Regions from separate parts of the Homo sapiens genome. Here region 1 is linked to region 2. A link is a loop called in an ENCODE intact Hi-C map of the cell type or tissue named here. Cell type or tissue: heart right ventricle. All regions are shown on one strand. Links, peaks and the distances in the headings refer to the core of each region. The heading gives the core; the rest is flanking DNA.

Evidence for each region. Peaks named below come from ENCODE experiments on the same cell type or tissue, not always from the same donor. Only the 100,000 strongest peaks of a DNase experiment are listed, where the experiment ranks them.
Region 1: it touches region 2 in a loop (2.3-fold over the local background); 3 of 110 quality-filtered maps call a loop at or near these places.

Annotation. Positions count from the first base shown.
Region 1 is chr4:165,549,445-165,559,372 of GRCh38, reverse strand. It overlaps the pseudogene NOL8P1. Among named protein-coding and RNA genes, the nearest start is that of LINC01179, 130 kb to the left of the region's middle. In heart right ventricle, for the core only: no CTCF peak of the experiment used is centred there; no DNase peak of the experiment used is centred there.
Region 2 is chr4:165,850,093-165,860,020 of GRCh38, reverse strand. It overlaps LOC105377521 (a long non-coding RNA gene), which reads left to right and starts at 4,317. Exons shown (of 3, transcript XR_939420.1): 1 at 4,317-4,367; 2 at 5,649-5,732. In heart right ventricle, for the core only: a CTCF peak has its summit at 4,599; no DNase peak of the experiment used is centred there.

The DNA.
Region 1 (9,928 bases), core at 982-8,981, 300 kb after region 2:
ATAAAGTAAATTTTACCTAAATTCATCTGTAGATTTCATGTGATTCTGATTAAAACCTCGAGAGAGTTTTCCAGGAAGTTAAGCAAGCTGATTCTAAAATTTATCTCAAATAGTAAAGGAACAGGAAAAGCCAAAACACTTGTTAAATAACAAGAAGGTAGGTGGACTTGCCCTGCTAGATATCAAGTTCTGTTATAAAACTGTAATAATTAAGATAGTTCAAGGATAGGCAAACAGCCCAGATTAAAGGAATATGGAAAGCAGAAACAGTCCCATAAAGAGAAATATACTTAATTTATGGAAGATCATGCACTTCCGATCAGTGTAGAGAGGATGGAACATTCAATAAAGGTTCTAGATTAATTGGTTATTACAGAGAAAAGAATAAAATTTAATCTATACTTCCCAACATGTACAGAAGTTAATTTATGGTAGATTAAAATCTTTTATTTGAAAGGTAAAACTATAAAACTTTTAGAAGGTAGTATAGAAAACTATCAGTAGGACCCTAGAGGAGTAAATGATTTCCTAAAGAAGACCAAACAAAGGCTAACTGTATTAGGATTCTCCAGAGAAACAGAAGCAATAGAATGTATGTATATATGGAAGATGATATAAGGAATTGCCTCACACAATTATGGAAACTGAAATATCCCAATATCTGCAATCTACATGCTGAAGTCTCAGAAGAGCTAATGGTGTAGTTTCAGTCCAAATTCCAGCAGGCTTAGAATTCAGAAAGAGCTCATGTTTCAGTTCAAGTCCAGGGAAGGAAAGAGCCAATGTCCCAGCTCAAGGCAGGCAGGCTGGAGGAGTTCTGTCTTATTCAAGGGAGGATCAGCGTTTTAGTTCAATTCAGGCTCTCAACTGACTGGATGAGGCCCATCCACATTAGGGAGGACAATTGTTTTGCTGAGCCTACCAATTCCAATGCTAACCTCATCCAGAAACACCCTCACAGACACACCCGGAATAATACTTGACCAAATGTCTGGGCACTTCATGACCCTCACGTTGACACATAAAATTAGCCATGAAACTTACCGTAAAGGAAACATTTGATAAGTTCAACCACATTGAAATTAAGAACTTCTGTTCATCCAAAGTTACCACTGACAATTTAAAAACAAGCCACAAAGGAGGAATGAACAACTGCAACATAAGTAACTGTCTTAGTCAGTGTGGGATGCTACAGTAGAATACCATACAGTGAGTGGCCTCACCCACAAACATTGATTTCCCACAGTTCCAGATGCTGAGATGCCCAAGAGCAAGGTGCCAGCAGATCCAGTCTCCAATGAGGGCCCCCATCTTGGTTTTCAGACAGGCACCTTATTCTTACTCTTGTATCTGCACATGATGAAGAGAATGTGTTCTAGCCTCTTTCTCTTCCTATAAAGACACTAATCCATGATGGAGGCTTGACTCTCATGGTCTTACCTACACCTAATCACCTCCCAACGGCCCCACTTCCTAACACCATCCCAGTGGCAGCTAGGGCTTCAGCACATAAATTTTCGGGAGACAAAAACATGCAGTTTGTAACAGTAAATCAGAAAGGATTAATATCTAGACTATGTAAACAGCTCCTATAAATCAACCTGACTTGTAATCAAAGAAATAAGATTAAAATAAAAAAGAGATCACATTTCACACCCAAAATGATATAGAAGTTAAGAAGAAATCACTTGGGCATATAGTAAGGGCATGGGAGTCCTTGGTAAGGCTTTTCTCTTTAATGAAAAGCAGCGTTAAATCATTTTCTAACAAAGAGCAGCCTGTAAAGTCGAGCTGCAGACATTGATAAGCAAGCTGGGAGCTTGCACAGGTAAATGCTGGCAGGAACTAGGGACTAGACATATTCAAGATGGCGGCTCCATCTTCCCTTCTCTTTGTAAGCCACCTGTACAGTAAAGAGCAGACAAAATGGCCTGATCCACTGGAAAGCCCATTTGCATAACAAGATTAGGATGAGGCAACCAGCCTTCCCCACGCTTCATGTAAACGTCATACCTGATGGAACCAATCTACATAAATCAGACACTGCCTTCAGCTTGCATATAAAATCTGCTGTGGTCTGCCACCTCCCCCATTTTTCCGACGTCTGTCTCTCTCTCTCTCTCCCTCTCTCTCTCTTTCTATTGCAAGGAGTTGCTCTCCTCTCTCCTTTCTTCTGTCTATTAAACTTTCCATTCCTTAACCCACCCACATGTGTCCATGTCCTAAATTCTTTCTCGGCACGAGACAGCAAACCCCAGGGTATATACACCAGACAAGGTAGCAGTTTCAAAAAGATTAGTAAGACAACATCAAGTGTTGGTGAGACTGTGAAGCAACTTTTCTACATACCAGTGGGGAGATAAATTGGTATAATTGCTTTAGAAAATTATTTGGCACTACCTAGTAAAGAGGAATGTGCATATGTGCCCTAGTAAAGAGGAATGTGCCCAGCAGGTCTACTCTTGGGCATATAACCTAAAATCTTAGAGTAACTCTCATCCTTGTGCAACAAGACCTGTACAAAAATATTCTTACCAGTAATATTTATAATAGCCAAATTCTGGAAACAGTCCAAATGCCCATCAGCATTAAAATGAATACATCAGTTATGGCATATACATATAGTGAAATACTATATGGCAGTGACAAACTATAGCCACATACATCACCATAATATGAGGCATGAGTCACTGAAGAATGTAATCATAATAGTAATAATAATGATAATAGTGAATATGTAAATTGCTTACTATTACCAAGCTCTTGGCTAAGTGCCATATATATAATTTAATCCCACAAGAATGATATGAGCTGTGTACAGTTACTGTTAGCGTTTTATGGATGAGGAAATTATGACTGAACAGAAGAAATAAATTTCCCAAGTTGATATAGCTTCCTACCAAGGTGATGAACTGGGATCTCAAGCCCAGAAAATTTGAATGCAGAGTCCACTGGGTGAAGTGAGGCATATTCAAAAATTGGCATAACCAAGCGCTGTATCTGGGAATACACAAATACATGTTCATTGTGATATGAAGAAAACTATGGGAATTATTTACAGAAAATTACTCCTCTGAGTGTAATTGAGGGGGAGGACAATTTGATAATTTTCAAATTACCAGAAGTATTTTATTTCTCAGACTGAGTGGTGGGCATATGGTTGTTCATTTTATTATAATTATTTAATCTTTACCTATGCACTGCATATATATATATATATATATGTGTGTGTGTGTGTGTATAGTGTGTGAACATACTTCATGCTGTTGTCGTATATGCTTTTCTCTTTATCACCTACTTTGCTCTCAGATTTAAGCAAGATTTGTCCTTAACATAAACGCGCAGTCTATAATAGTAACTAAGAAAGGATTAATAAAATATCTAGACTATGTAAACAATTCCTAAGAATCAACTTCACTTATAATCAAATAAATAAAATTACAATTAAAAATATCACATTTCACACCCACAAGATTGGTAAAACAACACCAAATGTTGGTAAGGGTATGCAGCAACTCTTCTACTCTTTGAAACTCAAAGCCAGGAGGAGACTTCTTTCTTATCACACCCCTTCCCTGTAGAAGTGATTTGGTGTGATCTTGTCCATAAATTAAGATAGGAAAAAACAAAACAAAATATGGAGGGAAGATTAATGAATACTTCTTTTTATTTTCTTTTATTTTTAATTGACAAATAATAATTGTATATACTTATAGGGTACAATGTGATGTTTTGGTACATGTATACATTGTTAAATGATTACACTCCATATGACCTCACATATTTATCATTTCTTTGTGATGAGAACGTTTAAAATCCTCTCTTTTCAAAACACATTATACAATGACAGAGGAAGGAAATATGAGTGAGGAGAAAAAAATTGATAAGGTAAGAGGAAAAGAGTAGAAGTGAAAGATAGAGCTGGAGATATAGTGACACAGGAGAGAGATCAAGGAAAAAAAGATTAGCCCGTGTTTTTCTGAGTACGCTGCATGGTTTATCTATGAAATGCTGAAAGGAATTCACTTTATGGCTCTGGACTCTTGGGTACGGTCCACCGTCATTGCCTGCTGGGAGAGGTCTAATATACATCCAACTATCCAGTGGGCCCAATAAACATTAAATGATTGATTTCTCCCTTAACTTTAGCCATCTCAGTCACTATTCATCAATAATTAAAGAATATATTCATTTGACATCAAATGCAAAAAGAAAATTCAAAGACATTAAGGGATGGGTTTAAACAGATGCATTTACATTGATATTAACTTAAGCAATATCAATCAATCTCACCCTGGAAGGGAGACAGGAATTAGTGTGCGACTAGAAAGCATTTATTTGAACATTTTACATCCTTAAAACTCTGTGCACTGAAAAAAGCTATTCCTTGGACATCAGCAAGTAAGCTTATAAATTATGACACTTCAGGCCCTGATTTATCACTGTATTGGGTATTTTTCAAGATAAAACAATAGAAACCAAAAATCTGCTAAAAATTCCAAACTTACAATAATCAAAGAAATACGGATATAATCAATGAGAGTTCAATACATCATATTCAAGCAGATTATTATAATATCTAATTTTGCAGAGGGTGAGAGGAAATGTGATTCTCACATCATAATGCTTCATAACTTGTATAAGAAGACTTAATGATGTGCCTATTTTTGACATAATAATTTCATATCCAAGAATTTGACCTAAGGAAATTATCATGAATATCTTGAAAGTTTTCACTACAGGAATGTTCATTTCAATGCTATTACAGAAGTGAATAGTGAAAAGTGATGTCCAACCACAAGGGATTACATGAGGGCACATTTATTGAATGAAATAAAACTATTTAAATGATAGTAAAACAAACAGAAAGTAACATCAAAAAAATTAAAATATGTTAAATGGAAAAGTAATTTTTAAAATTCATACATAAAACTCTACTGTTGGCTTGAAATAAAGGTTTCAAAGGAGCGACTGGGAAGGAAAAATGGACGTGAAACCTGCTGGCAAAGAAGAGTGAAAGCCTCCACAATTGCCTAAGTCCATCCTTGTCTAAATATCTCAAAATTAAAACCTAACTTCTTGTTCTGAATCATTTCTTCTGAAAGGTAAGCCATGTGGCTCTAAAAGGCATACTCTTCAGAGAGAAATGATTAAGAATATTAAAATGACCTTGGGTTATTGATAACAGAAAGAGAACAAATGTAATGAGAATGCATTTTGCATACTGTCCCATTAAGACTTTCTGTGCATGGCTGATGCAGGAAACTAAAATGATCAATGGTGTCAAATCCCACAGGAGAGCAAAATCTTGGGCCAGCCAGAGCTCTGTAATCACAGGTGATCGTTCATGAGAATGCCACTAGCCCATCTCCTCAAGTGATGTATTAGCCCTGGGTGATTGATTTAGAGCTTTGCAAGGGCAATTCTAAACACTTACACATTTTTATTTAAAGGAAAGTTTCTTTCACATACTTCCTAATGGAAGTTTACATATTCTTTTCCATGGAAAACAGGGTTAGGGTAAATCCTAATGGTATTCAGGATTGTCTACCCCCTCACATAAGTTTAAAGAGAAAATGATGATGAAGTAAGAAGGCAAAGATTTTTACATCTGAAAGACAGAATAGTTGAAGAGGTATGTGTTAAAGAAGACATAAAAGTGATGAAGATCATGCTTTTGTTGACCATAAACACAGCCACCAAATCCCAAAATACTAAACATGAGCCAGAAAGGAGGTAGTTCTGGAACAACTTTATTAAACATATGGAACTCATTTTCCCCAATAAATTATGTGAGACAAAATTGGAATAGTCCAAGAAGGGGTTGGTCAGGGCTTTCTTGTCTATGGATTTAAAACAGAAAGAGAATAGTAATGTCCATCCATGAAGACCAACCCAGCAAAAATAGCCAAGCGCCTCCAAATACATGTTCTTGTGTCATTGACAGTCAACAAATAGATTCTGTGAAATGGCCTTTCTTGCATTTTTATCTGCATTGGCACCATGCCTGGTACATGGTGGATACTCAAAGCACATTTCTTCAATGACATTGAATACAATGTGCATATCCCAGCTCCCTTCAGACCATCATTAATCTTCAATCTGCTATGTCACTGCTCTTAGGAGAAGGAAAACTGGAAGTCAAAGACGCTTATGAGAATTATAATCCCCCAAATACTTCTCAAACTCAGTAAAAACATAAAAGTCAGATATTCTCCCTTTATAGAAACATTAAAATGATTAAGATAGAGTCACTAATGTATTCTTGAGTTTCTTAAGGACAGAATTTTCTTAATGTCAAGTTATTATATTAAAAGGAAGCACATAGCAGGGATTCAATTAATAAAATCACCTAATATTTGTATCCATAATTTTAATATAAAAACTCCATTTAGCAAAGAATCTTATAGCACCACACCTTCTCCTCTTTCATTCAACAATTGTTTAATAAAATAGTTCCTTACCGATCAGTTTTTTCAAAAGGTATATAACTACAAAGTTATGATTTGAGTTTTTTCTTATCTTTGGAGAAATAAAATTTAAGAGAAGATGATCCTCCCCACCACTACCCCACCCCCCAATTTTTTTCTCTCTACCATCTTGAGATGGTAGAGATGCCCCATGCAGGTAGTTGAAAATGCATGACTACCATGCCGAGACTGCCAAAATCTGTCTTTGAAAGGAGGCGGACAAAATGCTATAAAATGCACTGACATGATGGCTGTAACAGACGTGCATGTAAAAAGTCTCAAGGTATTTCTTTCCTACTTGTTCCAGGGATCTTTCAGTCCTTCTGCTGAGCCACAAGGAATGTACCATGTATTTACCGCATTTCTTCCCTGGCCTTCTGGAACCCGCTCTTGCAGCTGCAGGGAATAACAAGAACCAAGACCTTCACAAGGTCCCTTGCAGTCACTTCACATATTAATCAAAGAAGAGTCCCAAAAGAAAATATGTCCTAGAAATCTAAACTCACTGTCTCTACAACATCCTGATCACCTGCAAAGTAATAGGGTGAGTCTAAGTCTTCAGAACTAAGCTCCATACATAGGACAAAGCTAACAAATCAAAGCAGGGCTTTCATGTCATGAAATAATTACTAAGTGTAGAGGACAACAGGCATAAAAAGTGAAGGGAAAAATATTTTCCCTTGATTCCCATAGATACTATTTTTCTTATTTTGAAAAATTTCAAATCCACACAAAAATTAAAGAAATGTATAGTGAACATTGGTATACCCTTGCCTATACACACCAACTATTAATAATCTTCTTGCTCCTGCTTCATCTCTCTATATAGGTATTGCCATGGTCAGAATGTTAGTGTCCCCCCAGAATTCATATGTTGTAATCCTAACCCCAAGGATGATGATATTAGTAGTTAGGACTTTGGGGAGGTAGAATTCACATGAATGGAATTATTGCCCTTATAAAAAAAAAGTCTGAAAAAGACCCCTCACCTCTTTTACCACATGGGGACACAGTAAAAAGGCGGCATCTATGAACCAGAAAGTAGGTTCTCACCAGACACCAGATCTGCTGATGCCTTGACCTTGGACTGCCCACACTCTTGAACTGTGAGAAATAGATTTCTGTTGTTTATAAGCACTCCAGTCTATGGTATTTTGTTGTAACATCCCGAAAGAACTAAAACTGGAACCTACACACACTTCTTTCTGTCAAGCCATCCTAAAGTACGTTGGCAACAACATGACAGTTTATCCCTAAATATTTTAGCATATAGCTCTCACAAACAAGGACATTCTCTCACACAACCTAACGCCATTACCAGGCCTTTTGTTTATTGTTGTTGTAGTTGTTGTTGTTGTTGTTGTTTTGAGACGGAGTTTCACTCTTATTGCTCATGCTGGAGTGCAGTGGCACGATATTGGCTCACTGCAACCTCCGCCTCCTAGGTTCAAGCAATTCTCCTGCCTCAGCCTCCTGAGTAGCTGGGATTACAGGTGCCCACCACCACGTCTGGCTAATTTTTGTATTTTTAGTAGAAACGGGGCTTCGCCATGTTGGCCAGGCTGCTCTCGAGCTCCTGACCTCAGGTGATCCACCCGCCTCAGCCTCCAAAAGTGCTGGGATTACAGGCGTGAGCCACCACGCCCGGCCTACCAGGCCTTTTAAAAAGTGAATTCAGGGGCTGCAGCAGTGCTGGCTTTAGGTGATGACATGGTGAGGAGTGGGTTTGGGGCATGAGAATCACAAGGCCGTTTCCAAGCCTCTCTCTTTACTTCTCTGGGTCTTCTCAGAGAAGGAAGGCTGAGAAAATTACTTTTCCCACTAAAACACACCACCAGCTTTCATGAAAGTGAAAGAGAAATGAAGCCCCTTTATGTGGATGGTCTTAGCCAGGAAATTTCTGAAACAGTCCTCCAAAATCAGTTCAGCAGATTTGCAGAAGTTTCAGATGTGGAGATCATCACACGGAAAGATGACCATGGAAACCCACAGAAAGTCTTTGCATATATCAGCATCAGTGTAGCAGAAGCAGACCTGAAAAAATGTATATCCGTTTTAAATAAAACAAAATGGAAAGGTAGAACATTACAAATTCAACTAGCAAAAGAAAGCTTTTTGCACAGATTGGCCCAAGAGAAAGAAGAAGCAAAAGCTAAGAAAGGAAAATCAACAACAGGTAACATCAACTTGTTAGAAAAGATAGGAGGAGTGGAATTCCATATGAAAGCTGCGCCAGGGACAGAAGCGCCAGGGTATAAGAATTGGGTTGTGAGCAAATTTGGAAGAGTGTTACTTGTTCTTCACCTTAAAATTTATCATAAATGTAAAATTATAAAATATGATCCCTCAAAATACTGCCACAACCTAAAGAAGATAGGGGAGGATTTCACAAACACCATTCCTATATCCAGCCTGACTTGGGAACTGGAAGGAGGGAATGACCCTATGAGTAAGAAATGGTGAGGAGACTTCTCTGACTTTCATGGCCCTCCCAAGAAGATGATAAAAGTGCAGAGGGATGAGAGTTCCACTGGGTCTCTGGCCATGAGTCCAAGGCCCAGGTGGGTAATAGAGAGACCACCCTTAACACAGCAACAAGCTGCACAGAAAAAGAACTTCTAATTCCACTACTCCTAAATCATCTCCTGTACCTGTTTCTGATACTCAGAAACTTTAAAATCTACCTTTTAGGACTTCTGGATTGGAAACTGCCAAGAAGAGAAGTGGCATTTCTGATGATTATATTGATTCTAAAGATGAATTAAGAATGATGGTTGCAAAAGAGGAAAACTTACAGAGAACTATACAATCCTCAATAAATGAACCTGAAACTGATCCCTTTGAAGTTGTAAGGGATAACTTCAAATCAGGAGTTCACAAATTGCATTCTTCAACAGGTTTAGGTATCAAAAATAGTGCCTCTTGCCATGACAGTGATGATGATATTACGAGAAATGATTGTGAGTATGACTCAGGAGATACAGAAGAAATCATTGCGATGAAAAAAAATGTTGCTAAGGTCAAAAACAGTACAGAATTTTCACAAATGGAAAAATCTACAGACAAGAAAACTTCCTTCAAAAATAGAGAAAACTGTGAGCTTCTGATCACTGTATTAAAGTACAAGAAAGAAAAAGCAATGTAGAGTCAGCCCTCGGTCATGGATTAAAGGCTCTTAATTGCAAATCTCCCTCTCACTCCAATAGCAATGAAGATGCTGATTCTGCATCAGAATTAGCTGACTCTGAAGGAGACAAGGAGTATAATGCCATGACGAAAAACCGCCTTCGTGTGAATCTCACTTTAGCTGATTTGGAACAATTGGCTGGCAGTGAACAGAAGGTTTCCAATGAAGATACTGAGAGTGACGGGCCAGAAACCACCACACAATGCAAGTTTGACAGAGGCTCCAACAGCCCCAAGACTCCCACTGGCCTCCACAGACGCAGACACTGTAT
Region 2 (9,928 bases), core at 1,254-9,253:
AAGCAGAAGGAAATCTGATGGAATTGTATGCTTAGAAAGATCTTGGAAGGCCTGGAGAAACAGGCTTGATTCTAATTCAAGAACGACCCCAGAATAAGATCACAAACCTGGCCTGCCGAGGGAGGCACCCATTGGATAGACTCAGAGAAGGAAGAATTAAGCTATCACTGGAAAGGTTGACTTCAAGAACACACCCCTTTAGCTTTGATGCAGAAAATCAGGAAGATGTTATTACCATCACATCTTCCTCTGAAGGAACTCTAGAGAACTGCTGCAGAAATAGTTTCTACCCTGAGAAACTGCCTCAGCACCAGGAAAACGCCTCCTTGACTTTCATCTTCTAGACCTCTGCTGCCCAACACAGCAGCCACTAATCACATGTGGCTACTGAGTACTGGAAATAGGACTAATCCAAATGGAGACATGCTCTAAGTTTAAAATACCACAAGATTTCAAAGACATAATGGGGAAAAAGAAAGAAAGAAGGTAAAATATTCCAATTTTTAAATCTTGATGACATAATGAAATGAAAATATTTTGAAATGTATTCAATATTAAATATATTGGGTAAAATAAAATGCATTCTTAAAATTAATTTTTAATTTTGGCTGTTTTCTTTTTGCCTTTTGTAATGTGACCACTAGAAGATTTAAAATTGTATAGGTGGCTCACACTATATTTCAATTGGGCAGTGTTGTTCTGGAACTCATAAGAACATATCTCTTAGCCAAATCAATTTCACACCCAAAAATTTAGGTGCAACAAAGTCATGGAAAAGTAGATTTTAGCCTTCTAGTTTCTGTCATTCAGAAAAATCCCCCTAACTGGAAGCTGAGAGATACTCAGTGTGCTAAGCCACTATATCTTCCACATGAAGTTTTTTGGGTTTTTTTGAGACAGTCTCGCTCTGTCGCCCAGGCTGGAGTGCAGTGGCGGACTTGGCTCACTGCAACCTCTGCCTCCTGGGTTCACGCCATTCTCCTGCCTCAGCCTCCTGAGGCAGGAGAATGGGACTATAGGTCCCGAGCTGGGACTATAGTTGCCTGCCACCATCCTGGCTAAATTTTTTTTATTTTTTTAGTAGAGACGGGGTTTCACTATGTTGGTCAGGCTGGTCTTGAACTCCTGACCTCTTGATCCACCCGCCTCGGCCTCCCAAAGTGCTGGGATTACAGGCATGAGCCACCGCGCCCGGCCCACATGAAGTATTTTTTAGGAAAAAGTTCAGGCAATACTTCATGAGGTTTAAAACTTAGTTTTCTCATTGCAATGATCTTTGATACTATGTAGTTTTATTGTAATTTTATTTTATTTACCCAAAATTATTTAGAATATTTATTTTTTAATCTTCCAGAGAGCTTATTTTTTTAACTTCCAAGTACTGCATTTAAAATTTTAAGTTTTCTTTACCAATTTATTATTAATTCTTATTTTATTATATTTTTGTGGTGTAATCAAATAAGGTAGCCTTGCACATTTTTTGTGTGTTTGGAATATAGTCACATTTTCTTTGTAGTCAAAATACAACCAGCTTTTGCAGAAGCCTCATGGGCATGTGAATGGAACAGGTTTTTTCCTACAGAAGCATAAAAAACTGAATTTGTATGTGTGAATGTCTTTATTTACATTAATCAAACTGTCAGCACCCTTGCTTTTGGTCTTGCTTTGTTGTTGTTTCATTTTGTTTTGTTTTGTTTTGGGCATGACACATCTTTTAAAGACAGGGATATGTAAACGTCGCCAATTTTGCTAAAAATGACTTACAATTAGGAAACAAAGTAAAACATTTAGCATAGGAGCAAAATATAGGCTGGTATGAGGTAAATCTAATTAAAAAGGTAATAATAGGAAACAAGAAAGTTTTGTAAAAAAAAAATTTGTCTGTGAGGATTGGAAAAAGGCACCACATAGGACAAGATATTTTATGTGATTTAAAATAGGAGGATTTGAGATTACAGAAAAGGAGGAGTTACAGCCCATGAGAGCAAATAACGATGGGCTTGTGACAATATAGTGAATGTTTGCCGAACCTAATGATACAGGTTTTCTGGAATAGAATTGTATATTGGGAAAAACAGTAATGTTGAACGATGTTTTCTTTTATTTTTAAATTTTATTTTATTTTATTTTTTTGAAATGGAGTTTCACTCTTTCACCCTGGAGTGCAGTGACGCAATCTCGGCTCACCGCAACCGCCGCCTTCTGGTTTCAACAGATTCTCCTGCCTCAGCCTCCCAAGTAGCTGGAATTACCGGCACCTGCCACCATGCTCAATGTTTTCTTGTATTGGTTGAACATTTGTATTAGTTCTCCTGGAAATACCTTTTTTTTAATAATCTTTGACTAGTTTTCAATTGAATTTTTTGGATTTCCCTTAAGGATTTGTACTTCTTACATAATCACTGCAAGTATTTTCCCCATGTTTGTTATTTTCTTTTTAATTTGTGTGACATATTTGCGACATACAGAAATTTTCATTTGTGATCTCAATTTAATTGCTCTTTACTTTGTGATTTCATTTTACTTCATGAAAGTAAAATGTTCATTGCTAAAGTTCAAATATTATGTGCACTTTGCTTTCTGCATTCTCTGTGTTTTTCCTAATTTAATAAACTGGGAAATCAATTTTCCTAACACATTCTTATTAAATATTCTTCCTTTCACTATAGTTTGTGACACTAAAGTCTACTTTTCAACTATAGATCCTGTTCTTTGGAAGTACCTGCCCATATAATTCTGGATCTACATTGTTCTAATCATTTTGGCTTCATATTATATATGTTTAATATGGTATATAGGGCCAGGTGTGGTGGCTCACACCTGTAATCCCAGCACTTTGGGAGGTCGAGGCAGGCAGATCACCTGAGGTCAGGAGTTCCAGACCAGCGTGGCCAACATGGTGAAACCCCGTCTCTACTAAAAATACAAAAATTAGCCAGGTGTGGTGGCGGGCACCTGTATTCCCAGCTACTGGGGAGGCTGAGGCAGGAGAATTGCTTGAACCCGGGAGGTGGAGGTGGCAGTGAGCTGAGATCGCACCATTGCACTCCAGCCTGGGCGAGAGAGCGAGACTCCATCTGAAAACACACACACACACACATTTTTTATATTTATATTTATTTTTTTATATATAGGGGACTATATATACATATATATAAATATATATATATATAAAATATATATAGGGTCCCCAAACCCCTAGCTGTGGACCAGTACCTGTCTGTGACCTGTTAGGAACCTGGCTGCACAGCAGGAGGTGAGGGGAGAAAAGTGAGCATTACTGCTTGAGCTCCTCCTGTCAAATCAGCAGGGGTATTCGATTCTCACAGGGATACGAACCCTATTTTGCAAACTGCACATGTGAGGAATCTAGGTTGCACACTCCTTATGAGACTCTAACTAATGCCTGATGATCTTAGGTGGAGCAGTTTCATCCAGAAACCAGCATCTCCACCCCGTCTGTGGAAAAATTAACCTGTCTCTGGTGCCTAAAAGGTTGGGGACCACTGGTATATCATATATATTATAGAACATACATTTTATTCAGTATACAGTTATTTGCTAGCACTATTCTCTCTTTAATCTTCTTGTTAAAAATGCATTTAGCTGTTTTTCCCTGAACTTCTAACAAGTTTAAGCTATTGAAGCATCCATGGAGTTTTTTTTTTTAAATTATATAAAACTACAGTTAATTAGGAGATAATCAACATCCCTATTCTAATATTTTTATTCAGGAACATGTTTCTTGTATTCATTTAAGTGAGCTTTATTGTCTCTCAGCAAAATTTCATACTTTTTTTCACAGAGTCACTGAACTTTCTTGATTAAAGTTATTCTTAGGCATTTTTATTGCAAATAAGTGGGATATTTTCTAACAGAATTGCTGGTAGCATATTTAGCTTTAAATTACAATCTGTGGACTCTGATTTTTCATCATTGTCACAGCCTAATTTCTTCATGTGATTACGAGGCACTCAATAAATAATAAAGATATGATTTTTGCCTTCCTTTAGTTAATGCTTATTAAAAGGGTAGTGAGTTTTGCTTACACACAAAAAAGTATTCTTCGGACCAAATTCATGTTCTGCCTTAAGTTTCTCAAGACTAGTTCTATTACAATACTGAATTAAGAGGCAGTAGAGGAAACGTTGGAGAAGGGTAGTTTGTGCTTCTCCTTGGCCTCCAGTTACTTATTCTGGAAAATTCTATCTTAGTTCTCCCAGTGAGAAGACAATAACTCTCCTTCGCTAGAAATACTACACAAATGTAGGAGAGAAAGGAAAAAACATATTTGTTTCTCATTATCTCTTTTACATATACCATCAGTTTGCATCAGCAGATGGGTCCACAGCAATGGAGTTGTTCAGGTAGGCCCCACCCTTGACTATTAAAATATTGACAGTCAAACAATAATGTTACAATGTGAAGTTTATTGAAAGGATAACAAAATGAGCATTTTCATTACAAATTAAATGTCATTTTAAATGTACCACATCAAACTTAATTTGTCTTGTTTTTATATATTGAGGTAGTTGTAATTCAAAGTATTAATGCCAGTCAGTAAAGCATATACCAATTAAACTTGGATATTTGCATACATTCTCTGTAGGTGTCAGCATTGCTTTGTAATAGTCTTATGCACAGAACTGTGTTTTCATCATGTCATAGGATGTAACTTTCATGTTAAATTCTAGTTAAACACCAGAAGGGCCTCTCTAAGTCTCTAAGACATCTCCTGGATTATTCTGTATTTCTTAATCACAAATGTGACTGAATGATTAATCAGCTTGGAAAAAAATGGATATTTATTGTCTTTCTTTAGGCATGGATAAGTACTTTCAAGGTTTTACGTGGCATTCTCTGGATATTAAAATAAGATGCTTTGAAAATATACAATACAGCATACATAGAACCTAATTCTATTTGGCATATTTAGAAACGACATTCATTATTTATTGTCGGGAGAACAGTTAACATAGCATTCTATGGAGTGATTTAGATTGCAGACACCACCACATCACTGTTTTCACAGTTTGAACTAATTATACACAGACTTTTTATTGGATAAAGTTATTAGGATTCAATCTAGGGAGTGCCTATTTAAGAAGGAAAGACATATACAAATTTATGTTCACACTAGGAGGGTATCTATTCTTGGGGCAATTTTCTGATTCAGAGACTTAGAGATGAATGAAATCCTAAAGTAGTAGAATCTGAATGCTTTGTGCATACGAACTTGCACCTGCAAGCAGTCCTGCTATGGACAGCCTCTGTCATGAGACCTGTATTCATTGTGTACATGGCTCTCATTCTCATTTTTTTTTTTTTTTTTTTGAGATGGAGTCTGGCTCTGTCACCCAGGCTGGAGTGCAATGGCGCGATCTCAGCTCGCTCACTGAAACCTCTGCTTCCCAGATTCAAGCGACTCTCCTGCCTCAGTCTTCCAAGTAGCTGGGATTACAGGCACATGCTGCCATGCCTGGCTAATTTTTTTTTTTTTTTGTATTTTTAGTAGAGACGAGGTTTCACTATGTTGGCCAGGCTGGTCTCGAACTCCTGACTCTGTGATCTGCCTGCCTCCGCCTCCCAAAGTGCTAGGATTACAGGCATGAGCTGCTGCGCCCAGCTATGGCTCTCATTCTCTACAGGATGGTGGATAATACAAGCATGTTGGAATTACTATGGAGGCACAATGCTTACAAGAAACCCAACTTGCAAAACTAAGATTACAGGTATTTATAATTGTAAATGATTGCATATTATAAATTGTAAACGACTACTGTAATTAAAAATGTAACAGAGAAAAATCAAGGTCTCAGAAAGCACATAGCCAGGTGTAACTATTCAGTGTGGAAATCATTTTTAGTAAGGGACAATAAGCCTTTCTGTTCACCCAGTTTCTTTAAATGGTACTCTAGTATCTAGCAAAGTTACTAGCTGCCTTCTTCTATGTAATGGTGTGAGAAAATGTTAGTAAATACTATCCATTTTTCCTTCAGTAAATTATGCCAGGATAATTTTATAATCTATTTTGCAGCTCCTTCTGAGGTAGACATTCTTTGGAACATCTGCAATAGAGTAGTTCAGGTGTGAAAGAAATCAGGAGCAGTTTCTCTTTATATACCACACAACATATGGACTCTCACTTGTAGCTGGCAGAGATGCTTCTGCAAAGAAAAAAAAAATAGAAATTTCCGCCAAATTTCTCCAGAAATTGAATCCTTATGAACCAAATTTGATTATTTTCTCATATAAAAGTGAAATTAAAAAATGTGACATACGGAAACACAGTATTTAGATAATGCCACTCAGAGCAGCTGATTGCCAACATGAAGGTATTTGGAGGGAAACTTTTAGAAAGGTATTATCATTCTAGGTTGGAAATCCAAAACAAAAAACTTTTTTTTCTAGTATTCATTTAAATACAATTAACTTTTGATGCATTTTCATGAGAGCCATTTTCTGACTCATAAATGCTTACAAGATAAGAGGATCATCTTCTAGAGTCTAATGGTCAGATAACAGTAAAACAGTTTTGGTTGTTTGAATCACTGGGACAGAAAGTATACAATGTCAGAGCTGGAAAGGACCTAAGGGACAATCTAATCCAGTACTTTCCTCCTTATAGGTTAGAAAACTAACTCTCAAAGAGACTTAACCATTCACCCACAGTTTCACAAGACTAGTTCCATCCAGCTAGGCCTCCTGGTTGTTATTTCAGTATTCTTTTCATTGATCCCAGAAACCTATCGATCAGTTTTAGACTTGGAATGTCTAAACAGAGTCAGATTGTACCACTAGATATGACGGGTTTAGGTGTTTTAAATAATTTATTCAATTAAAACTCAAAGTAGATGTATGTATTTACTAGTTGCCCTTTAGATAGAATAAACGAACTTTGGAATATTTTAGTGAAATACCACAGTTTCACATAAAAGCAGCCTTAAAAATTAAGGTAGCAATTGAAGGAATAACTAAATTGGGCCTAATCTTTGGTGTTCATGTGTATTTTGATACTATTTTTGACAGAAATTTCCTTTTTCCTAAATGATTTGTCAATAGTATTAATTATGACTACTGAATTCTCTAGACTGATTGTTAAATATCCTTCTACAAAACAGAAACATACTGGAATTTCTGTGTGGGGATCCATACATATATTTTATTGGAATTCCCACAATGTTCTGCAGGTCTTTAAAAACAAAAACTGCACCCGAGGAGATTTCTACTGATAGACCTATATTTACACCAACTTGTTTTATTACACTTGCAATTCATACAGGAGACTCCATTTCTGATACTTGTTAGATCATATTATCACTGTCCGTTGAACATAACTTTTAAAACATTGTGGCTGAAACTTGGGTGAAAATAGATCACTTTTTTTTTCCTGGCAACAAATCTCTATGTTAATCAAATTTGCCAGTTGAACTTATTTATTGTTAGATTGTGTCACAAACTAGAACCCACTATTCAAATCCCAGAGGGCACATATGCTTAATAACATCTTTTCTTCATCATGAATATATTTCTAGGATGACTATGTAGTCTCACTTCCCGTGGACAGTCTCGGTTTCTTCCTCTTCCTGCATAATAATAATAGCATCCCTGTCACTATCAAAAGATGATAATATATGATCAGTATAGTGATAATGCAAACAAGAAAAGTACAGTATATGCAATCCTCCTATGTTCAAAAAAGGTAAAACATGGAGGAGGTTCTGCTTAGAGTTTATGTGAGTCTGATGTTGCTGCTATAATTTAAAACAAAGCCTCTTGTGGCTTCTGCCTATGTACTTTACTATTGTTCATAGTCATAATGAGGTTATTTTGGGGGTCAACATGTTATTTGTTCCACAAAAGCTTCAGTTTAGCCTAGGAATGATTACAGTGGATTGCAAGGTCAGTGTTGCTAATAATCTTTATCTTTTCTCTCTAAAAAGTTCTGACTCTTTTCCAAAAATCTACATGCTATAGCTTCTGACCTTCTTTCATTACCACAGATACAAAGCTTTTCTGCTTTCTCCTTTATTCCTTATCATAAAAGAACATCTGAGGGAGTTCTGAGTTAAAAGAGCTTTCAAACATTGGCCAGCATCTTCAGACAGTACAGTTGGCAAAAAGCATGGTAAAAATAGCTCATTTACATCAGCCTCTCTGTCAGGACTACTTTAAAATTAGCAATACATTAATTTTTATATATTATGTTACTTGAGCTTATAATCTTGAATTATTTAACTTGAGGTTTGGAGATGATCGAGGTTGACAGTAAAAGATAATTCATAGAACCATATGTAATTACACCGTTTAACTTGCATTTTAGGAGAAAAAAATGATATCTCGATTGCTGCCGGATGTTGTAAGATGGCTGATAATAATTATAATACTAATTTGCTAACTGGGCTCTGGCAAAGGGGCACTGTTTCTTCCCATGAAACTGTGTGGCGTGTCTTAGCAGTCACAGCAGTCCTGGCACGAAAGATCATGAATGAAAAATTCATTATCTTAGGGGCATTCCAAACATTCTTATACCTAGAATTCCTCCGGATCATTACAGATTAATAGTGGCTTTCTGTGTGTGTGTGTGTGTGTGTGTGTGTGTGTGTAGTGTATGGCTATATGTGGCAATGTGTATATGGGAAAGAGAGAGAAAAAAAATAGCTTTTAACCACATTCACATGCCTGGAATGGCTCTTGCCAACCTAACCACCATAGTAGCTCACAGAGCAAGAAATGATTTAAGAGGAAAAAAGGGTTTCCCTTCTGAACTGGAAGATACAAAGGAAGATACAAGTGACAGAAAAAATTAATACAATTAAAATGTTAATGTACAGTAATAGTTTTGGTATAATATATCCTTAAATAAAAAAAGGAATCTATATGTAATTTTTCATATTGCTTAAAAAAATTCATGATAAAATATTTCATTTGACTCGTGCTATATCAATGTAACATAAGAGACTCAGTTAGAGGACTGCGTGATTTTTCAGAATTCAATTAGAAACCTGAAAAAATTAAATTCCTTACAGTTAATACTGAATTATAAATAAAATATCAACTGTGTCAAGGAATTACAATATAATCAAGTCATACACTGGAGAGACCATTTGATTAATTAAACTTAAGGCTAATATGAGGATATACACTTGTAGGACCTCGCATTTCAAAGAGATAATACTGGGATTCAGCTTCCCTAAGTGCAGAGAGGAGAAACAAAGCTATATACTTGAATGGCCTGTGACACTGCCTTCATTGCTTGGCCCAGAAATTATGGCATCAAGCAAATGACCTGGCCTCTTTTAAGTGTATTATTTTGTCAGATTGTTGCCCAATGTTGAGCCTGCATGACTTTCAGTATTCTTCAACCCTCATTAAGTTATTAAAACTCTAAGCAGAATAATGAAAAGGAATACTAATAATAAAGAGAACAATTCTAATCTGGCGAAGTATCCAGATTAGGTAAAGCACAAAAAAACAAGGAAAGATGAGTACAGCGATATCTAAGAGATTACTGAATAGAAGCTATATAGTTAAATTATCTTGATGCCTTCTTTAAGATTTTAATTATTATTTTAACTTATTTTTTAAATCTGTGCACACTTGGTCTTCCCTTTAAGGCTCCTTGTGGTCTCCTCGGGAGCCAGGTAGTCCTGACACACTTGGGTGCAACCAACATGGTGATATGGTTTGGCTCTGTGCCCCCATAGAAATCTCATTTTGAATTGTAATCCCCAATGTTGGAGGTAAGGCCTGGTAGGAGATGATTACATCATGGGGGAGGATTTCCCCCTTGCTGTTCTCAAGATAGTGAGTGAGTTCTCATGAGATCTGGTTGTTTAAAAGTGTGTGGCACCTCCCCCTTCACTCTCTTCCTCCTGTTCCAGTCATGTAAGACGTGCCTGCTTCCCCTTCGCCTGCCGCCATGATT